Linked DNA regions of Homo sapiens: region 2 is linked to region 1. Evidence: chromatin contacts called from ENCODE Hi-C or POLR2A ChIA-PET data. All regions are on one chromosome and are shown on one strand. The core of a region is the stretch at or near the end of the contact, and the rest is flanking DNA. Distances in the headings are between cores, read along the strand shown. Region 1 has its middle 39 kb from the start of TLR3. Region 2 holds the start of SORBS2 (sorbin and SH3 domain containing 2).

Region 1 (3,259 bases), core at 426-2,925:
AGATTCATAAAATTCTCTCTTCTCTCTCTCTCTCTTCCTCACTTTTGCTCACTCTTATTCTTTCACTTATCCTTGCTCTCATCCTCTCTCCAAAGTCTAGCCTGTGGTCTTACTGTCTTGCTGCAGACAGCAACAAAAATCAGGTTTGACTGTCCCAGCATATACCTGTAAACTGGAAGAGCAGGAAGCCACTTTTCCCTTGCAGGGGAGGGAAGACAACCCCCCTGCTCTCTGAAGGTTTGATAACTGAGTCTATGAAATACGCAGACAGTAGGCAGATGAGTGGGAGAAAAGGCAAACACATGTATTATATGCACAGGGGCAGCCCAGGGAAGAAAAGTGAGTGCCCAAACCCAGTGTGGTCTGGAAGCCCACAAACCTCTTCCCAGGGAAAGAGGGGAGGTGCGGGAAGCCTGGGGTGAGAGAATGACCTGGGGGAAGGTGAATGGGTGATGCCTGTGACTGAGTCTGCCTGGATGTCCTGTGGACCCCAAGTCTCTCCTGGATAATCCTCCCAGGTTGATGAGATTCCCAGGGAGGAGATGCATGACAATTGAGCTCCTGTTGGAGAGTTGGGTTTTTAGGCAGATAGGCAGGTTCAGAGAAAGCCCCTCCCTGCATTGCTGCTCCTCCAGTGCCCTCCATTTGAAGCAATCAGTATATTTTGCGGTCGCATTTCCTGAACCCTTTTACTCTTGGAGCACTGCAACCCACAGCTTCAATGACTGGGACACCCAGAGCATGAAGATTTACGGGAAATGGAAAAATATGCCTTCAAGTACATCTCAAAAGACACTGTGCTCATTATGAACCATCTACAATATGAAGGGAGATGAGCATAAGGAGTTTTCTTTTTCCTCCCCTTCCTCCTTCGTGAATAGCCTCAAATTTCATTAAAAAATGTCTGAGAGATGTGTTTATCCAAATGACACAGCTGTAGGAGGGGAGGTCATTAGGAAGAAGTTCCATGGAAAAGAGGAAAATGAAGGTTGATTGTTACCAATAAATTAGAGTAATTTTCTTAATTTGCGGTCCCTTTGCTTGCTTGTTCATTGCTGGCGTGCCTTATGAAATATGAAAATCTGACAATTAGTCACTTGGAAGGAGCATGTCTCCACGCCAAGTCCAGGTCTCTCTGCAGCACCAGGGGATTTACTGTTCTCCCTGGGTAGCCAGAAAAGAGCTGAGCAGCCCTCATCTTTGTTCCCACTGGCAGCCTGAGAGGCAGCCTGCAGCAGCCTCCTGCTGTGACCTTTGGGGTGGGGCTGGGAGACAGCGTCTTCATGACTGACCCCATGTCAATCCCTTACTGGCAAAGGAAGAGGGAAGGCGTACAGGGGCTCTGGAGCCAAGGGAGGGGGGACACCAACAGAACGAGCAAGTCAAACACACACAGCATTACATTCTTCTCGTGCTAAACCCAAGAAAAATCTCCCAGCTCTCACAATGCTCCTTGCTAATCTCCCTTTCTGGCTATTATTCAGCTACTGTGAATCCTTCTCAAGCTTCCAGCTTCCTTTTAGCTGTAGAAAGAGAATGAAAAAAATGTACCCTAAGACCTTGGATTTTTTTTTTCTTCCTTTTCTGTTGCCAGTGAATCTGTTTGAAAAGCAGCTGGCGCAGGCTGCAGCATTATGTGCCAGCGCTAATGGAGACACTCCAGGCACAGCCAAACATGGGCTTCGTGCAGGCGTGCACTCCCAGGAGGGTGACCTGCCAGTGACACGTTTCAGACATGCACTCCCGGGAGGGTGACCTGCCAGTGACACATGTTTCAGACCCAAAGAGGGAGTTTGGAACATTGAAACTATTTCCCCTCTTTATTTTTTTTGGAAGGTCACATACATTTTAATAGTTCCATGATCAAAATTGCTGCTTCCAAGCAAGTTAACTAGAGCAGACCTCATCTCATCCCCTCCCCGCATTTCCTTTTGGGAAATTCAGGAAGTTGAGTATAAACATGTCTGGACATCTAAGTATTTATTTTTCCATAGAAAGGGCAGTCTTGCTTTTGTTTTGTTCTTAACCAGTTCTTAAAGGGCCTGATCATTTATTCAGCAATATGTATCAAGTGCCAACCATATACTAAACACTGTGGTTTAGAGTGAGGATACCCCAAGGACGAGGTGGACAAAGTGCAAAGCGTGAGTGTTACTGGCAAAACCAAACTCTGTAAAACAGCTGAAGAGGTTTATTCTGCACCAATATGAGTGGCCATGACTCAGAGAACAGTCTCAAGGGGTCCTGACAGAGGCTGTCTGAGGTGGTCGGGTTATGGCTTGGTTTTATAGATTTTAGGGAGAAAGAAGTTACAGACAAAGACATAAATCAGTACATGTACAGTGTACATTGGTTCTGCCTGGAAAGGTGGGATATCTCAAAGGTGAGAAGTGGGGGGCTTATAAGTCATAAGTAGATTCAAAGATTTTCTGATTGGCAATTGTTTGAAACAGTTAAGCTTTGTCTAAAGGCTTGAAGTTGGTAGAAAGAAATGCTTGGGTTCACATAAGGGGAGTTGTGGAAGGCAAGGTCCTTGTTATGTAGATGAAGCCTCCAGGTAGCAGCCTTCAGAGAGAATAGATACTGAATGTCTCTTTTCAGAACTTAACAGGTGTCGGACTCTGTTTTTTTTTTTTTTTTTTTTGAGACAGAGTCTCATTCTGTCACCCAGGCTGGAGCGCAGTGGCGCAATCTTGGCTCACCGCAAGCTCCACCTCCCAGGTTCACGCCATTCTCCTGCCTCAGCCTCCTGAGTAGCTGGGACTACAGGCACCGCCACCATGTCCGGCTAGTTTTTTGTATTTTTAGTAGAGACGGGGTTTCACTGTGTTAGCCAGGATGGTCTTGATATCCTGACCTTGTAATCCGCCTGCCTCAGCCTCCCAAAGTGCTGGGATTACAGGCGTAAGCCACCACGCCCAGCCAGGTGTCAGACTCTTAGTTAATCTCTCCTAGATCGGGAAAGGCCAGGCTGCATGAATGAAGATTCTCTACAAACTTCCTCCATGAAAGATGGCTTTGCAGGGCCATTTCAAAATATGTCAATGAAATATATTTTAAGGTAAAATACACTTGATTTCCTTCAGAGAGTGCTATCTGTCATATGATGCTATACCAGAGTCAGGTTGGAATTTGTTATCTTATTGCCATGGAGTCTGTTTTGTCAGTGTTATGATCTCTGTTTTCATGTTAATGCTGGTCAGTTGTACCTAAACTCCAAAGGGAGGGGGCATAGCGAGGTGTGTCTGACATCCCTTCC
Region 2 (3,259 bases), core at 553-3,052, 220 kb after region 1:
GTAGGTCCTCATTTAGAGGCATTGAGAAATTAGAATATTCCAAGCATGGAGGGCAAAGAAGACATGGACCAGATTGGCTTCCAGAGAGTTGATAGAACAGTCTGGGAGTCAGACATAAAAGGAGAACTGCTAAGAAGTCCCAGGGCGTGACAAGGCCTGTAATAGCAGAGGTGGACCCCGGTACAGGGGAGTCGCAGAAGAGGTCGCTCAGACCCCACCTGGGAGAGTCATGAGTGAGGTGGTCCATTTGGGCCAGGTGTTGGAAGATAAAAGAGGAGGCAGATTGGGATGGAGGTTAAAGGTGCTGGGGCGAGGAGCAGTCAGATTGAGAAGGTTTTTAATAGTAGCAGCATCTGCAGGGCAAGGAAATGGTGTGTAATGCAGGATTCTGAAACGTGGGCAGTGAATAGTAGAATGGGAGGCTGAGGGCGAAGGCAGGGGCACGCTCAGCAACAGCAAATGCAAAATAACTTCAGGGAAGGGAACTTCAGTGAGAAAAGGTAGGCTGGCTGGAGGCGATCTGAAGCGGTGAGGACTCTCCCAAGCAGGAAAGCGCCACCCACTTGTCCTCCATGGATACGCTGACCCTGGGTGGCTCAGACCTACCTAATGTGAATCCGGTTGGGGAGGAAGGGGAGCGGGCATCCCCAAATCTACATCCACAGGATTCCTATGCAGTCAAAATTTGGGAATTAATACTGAAGGCAGGAGTGTTAACATGGGTAGGGAAACGCAATACTGACGGAATCCTAAATCAATGACTACTTAGCAAATAGAACATCTATATTTACAAGTCCAAAGTGTTAACATAACTATTTGAAACAGATTGCTAGAAACAAAAATAAATGGGACAGTGCCTTGGAAATATATCAGATAGAATATGACTGGTGATAGAGTCCTGAAAAAGAAGAAAAGCCTGGGGGTTCTGCAGAAGATTTACGTTGTTCATGGCATTAATCATGGTAGATTCCCAGAGGAGGTGAAATGTTATGGACGGGTGGAATGTGATCCATTTTACTGAGGAAGTAAAACTATTCTTGCCTTGAAGGTAATGTTTAAAGTCAAAGAATTTTTAATTAGGTGCGGATTTTTTAAAAAGAATTTTTAATTTACAAATAAGATTGAGTTAAAGAATCATTTTCTGCCGTAGAAGCAATAGGATTTTTTAAAAATTCTATTTTAAATTGCATAAAAAGCATCTTAAAGTAATCAGATAAGTTGAGCCATAAGTAAATGGATATTTAAAGATCTTATTAAAATAGTCTACCTGATTTAGTTATTATTCTGACCCTATATAGCAATTCACAGGGTTTTGTTTCAATTAAGTGGCTCTAAGATTATCATTTAAAAACAAAAAGTGTAACTCTCCCGTTTGCAGCTCTCTGCACTCATTCTATGACTGGAAGGTGGGGCTTGTTTTGACAATGCTTCCAGTTAGGGTCTCTTAAGTGATTTGCATGTTATTAACCTGGATAGCCACTAATAGGGCTTCACTTCCTCGATTTCATACATAGCCCCGGCTCATATAAAAAAGAGTTCTTCAGGAGAGCAGAAAAATCGGAGCACTTGCACTATCGGTGAAATGTGTAGAAAGATAACAGAAGCTACCCTCCTCAAAAAAATGATGAGTTTGATGAAAAGAAATTAACAAGCTGTGTGAGTGTGCTGCACATGATCAGCCATGCTTGCTAAGTCTGTCTGTTGGTTGTTGCTATGGCTACGAAAAGCCAGTGGAACCCAATGAGCTGTCTGCAGCAGAGCTGAGAGGACCAGCCATTTTACTTATGGAAAACAGTGTGGCATATTCTGCTGAGCTTCGCCCTGGAAGAAGCCTCTTTTATACATCTCTTCAGGGAAGAGAGAAGCAATGGGCATGTTAGTATACAATGATCACAGCCACGCAGGCCTGCAAGCTGCCTTTTGGACAGGCTGTTGACTGCCGTTCCAATTAGCTGATTGGAGAATGTGGAATGCAGAGTGATAATGCTGCATATCTGCTATCAGGCAGCAGCAAAGGTTTTTGTCTTGGGAAGGCAAGCTTTCCCTGCAATATTATCTCAGCAGCTCCCTAGCTGCTTACCCTGAAAACGAGGGATCCAAACGGAGGGTGTTGCACTCTGCTAACGCTGGTCCTGTGCGTGGCTGTGGCATATGAGCGGCAGGTCTGAAAAAGCAGGTGTGTGCTGGGACGGGCACTGGACTGGAACGCAGGCGGACGCTCTCGGGTTTACCTGCTTCCTGTTAACAGATTGTGGGCTCCCAGGGCATATGTCTGCACGCTGAGGCCGAGGCGGAGAAGGGGCTTCCTGAGCGTCCCAGTACACTGACAGAGGTAAGCTTTTTTGACCTTTTTGAAAGCACAGCATAAAAATAACTGGGGCAAAACTTAGCCTGAAAGATTTACGTTGATTGTGTGATTTGGATTTACCAAACAAACATACACAGACACATACACACACGCATACACACACATTTCTAGAAAATAGTATCAGAGACATAGAGTTGTTTCAGTGAATTTTGGTTCTAGCAATTGGAAGATAAAAAACATGACCGATATGCTTTGGGGTTTTAAAACCAATATTTACTGTTTGAGCAGACTACGATGGCTTGTTCTGAACCGTCCTCACAGCCAACAACATTTCTCGCTTGTGAACAATGGATTCTTTCGTGACCTGCACTTTGACTTGTATTCAGAGAACTACATGAAAAAGAACTACATGAGAAGCATTTCTTTTTAAGCCTCGTAAATGATTTATTTAACTCTTAACACAGCTATGTACACACTTAAATTGAAGAATTCTGTTCTCTATGTGGGTCATAATAGCCAGTGGATTTTGTACTTGCTTACCCTGGACTGAGTGTCTTGGTGTCCTGTTTGATTTAGTTGGGGTAGTTGTAAAGCAAACAGTGTAGGTATTGGAAGCCGTTCACACCTCCTTTCCGAGTATCTGCATGCCTTGCTGGCCCAGAGCACAAGACCCCCATTGTGCTCCCCCGGCTCAGAATCCAAGGAAAGAAAGGAAGCGAAGCCTCTGCATTGAGTTCTAGGACAGCTGAGGTATGTGGCAGTAAAACTTCTTTTCTTGCACAATTTTTCTCACAAGCAGATAGGTTTCAGAGATAAAGAGTGAAACCAAAAACACCGCACACCTCATCCAAATCTGCGCTCATACTTGCAGCAAATGTTTGCTGTCAGTTGCTTCATAATAACAGCACAGACCCCGAATTGCAGGAGGAATTGCCTGGTAGTGAGTATTTC

The links. Hi-C counts contacts between places; a loop is a spot of excess contacts on that map. ChIA-PET counts read pairs that join two places held with the same protein, here RNA polymerase II (POLR2A). Pooled maps may share reads with other maps.
Region 2: a loop to region 1 is called in a map of sigmoid colon, with 3 times the contacts of the local background. The contact joins the promoter of SORBS2 here to the enhancer-like site in region 1. A Hi-C loop is called at or near these places in 12 of 168 maps with a recorded cell type or tissue (Caco-2, Calu3, HepG2 and 7 more), 1 of 37 single-sample maps with no recorded cell type and 8 of 50 pooled maps. POLR2A ChIA-PET finds 5 or more read pairs at or near these places in 2 of 52 experiments (MCF 10A and WTC11).

What each region holds. Positions count from the first base shown.
Region 1 is chr4:186,028,272-186,031,530 of GRCh38, reverse strand. No RefSeq gene overlaps it. Among named protein-coding and RNA genes, the nearest start is that of TLR3, 39 kb to the left of the region's middle. RefSeq lists an enhancer at 3,222-3,259. Within about 2 kb of position 1,675, at least 23 of the 41 ENCODE cell types and tissues checked have a DNase peak (open chromatin) inside an H3K27ac peak, as active enhancers do; they include heart left ventricle, heart right ventricle, prostate gland and 2 more, where a contact is called at or near this core.
Region 2 is chr4:185,810,737-185,813,995 of GRCh38, reverse strand. SORBS2 (sorbin and SH3 domain containing 2) reads left to right here and starts at 1,802. Exons shown (of 27, transcript NM_001395207.1): 1 at 1,802-2,332.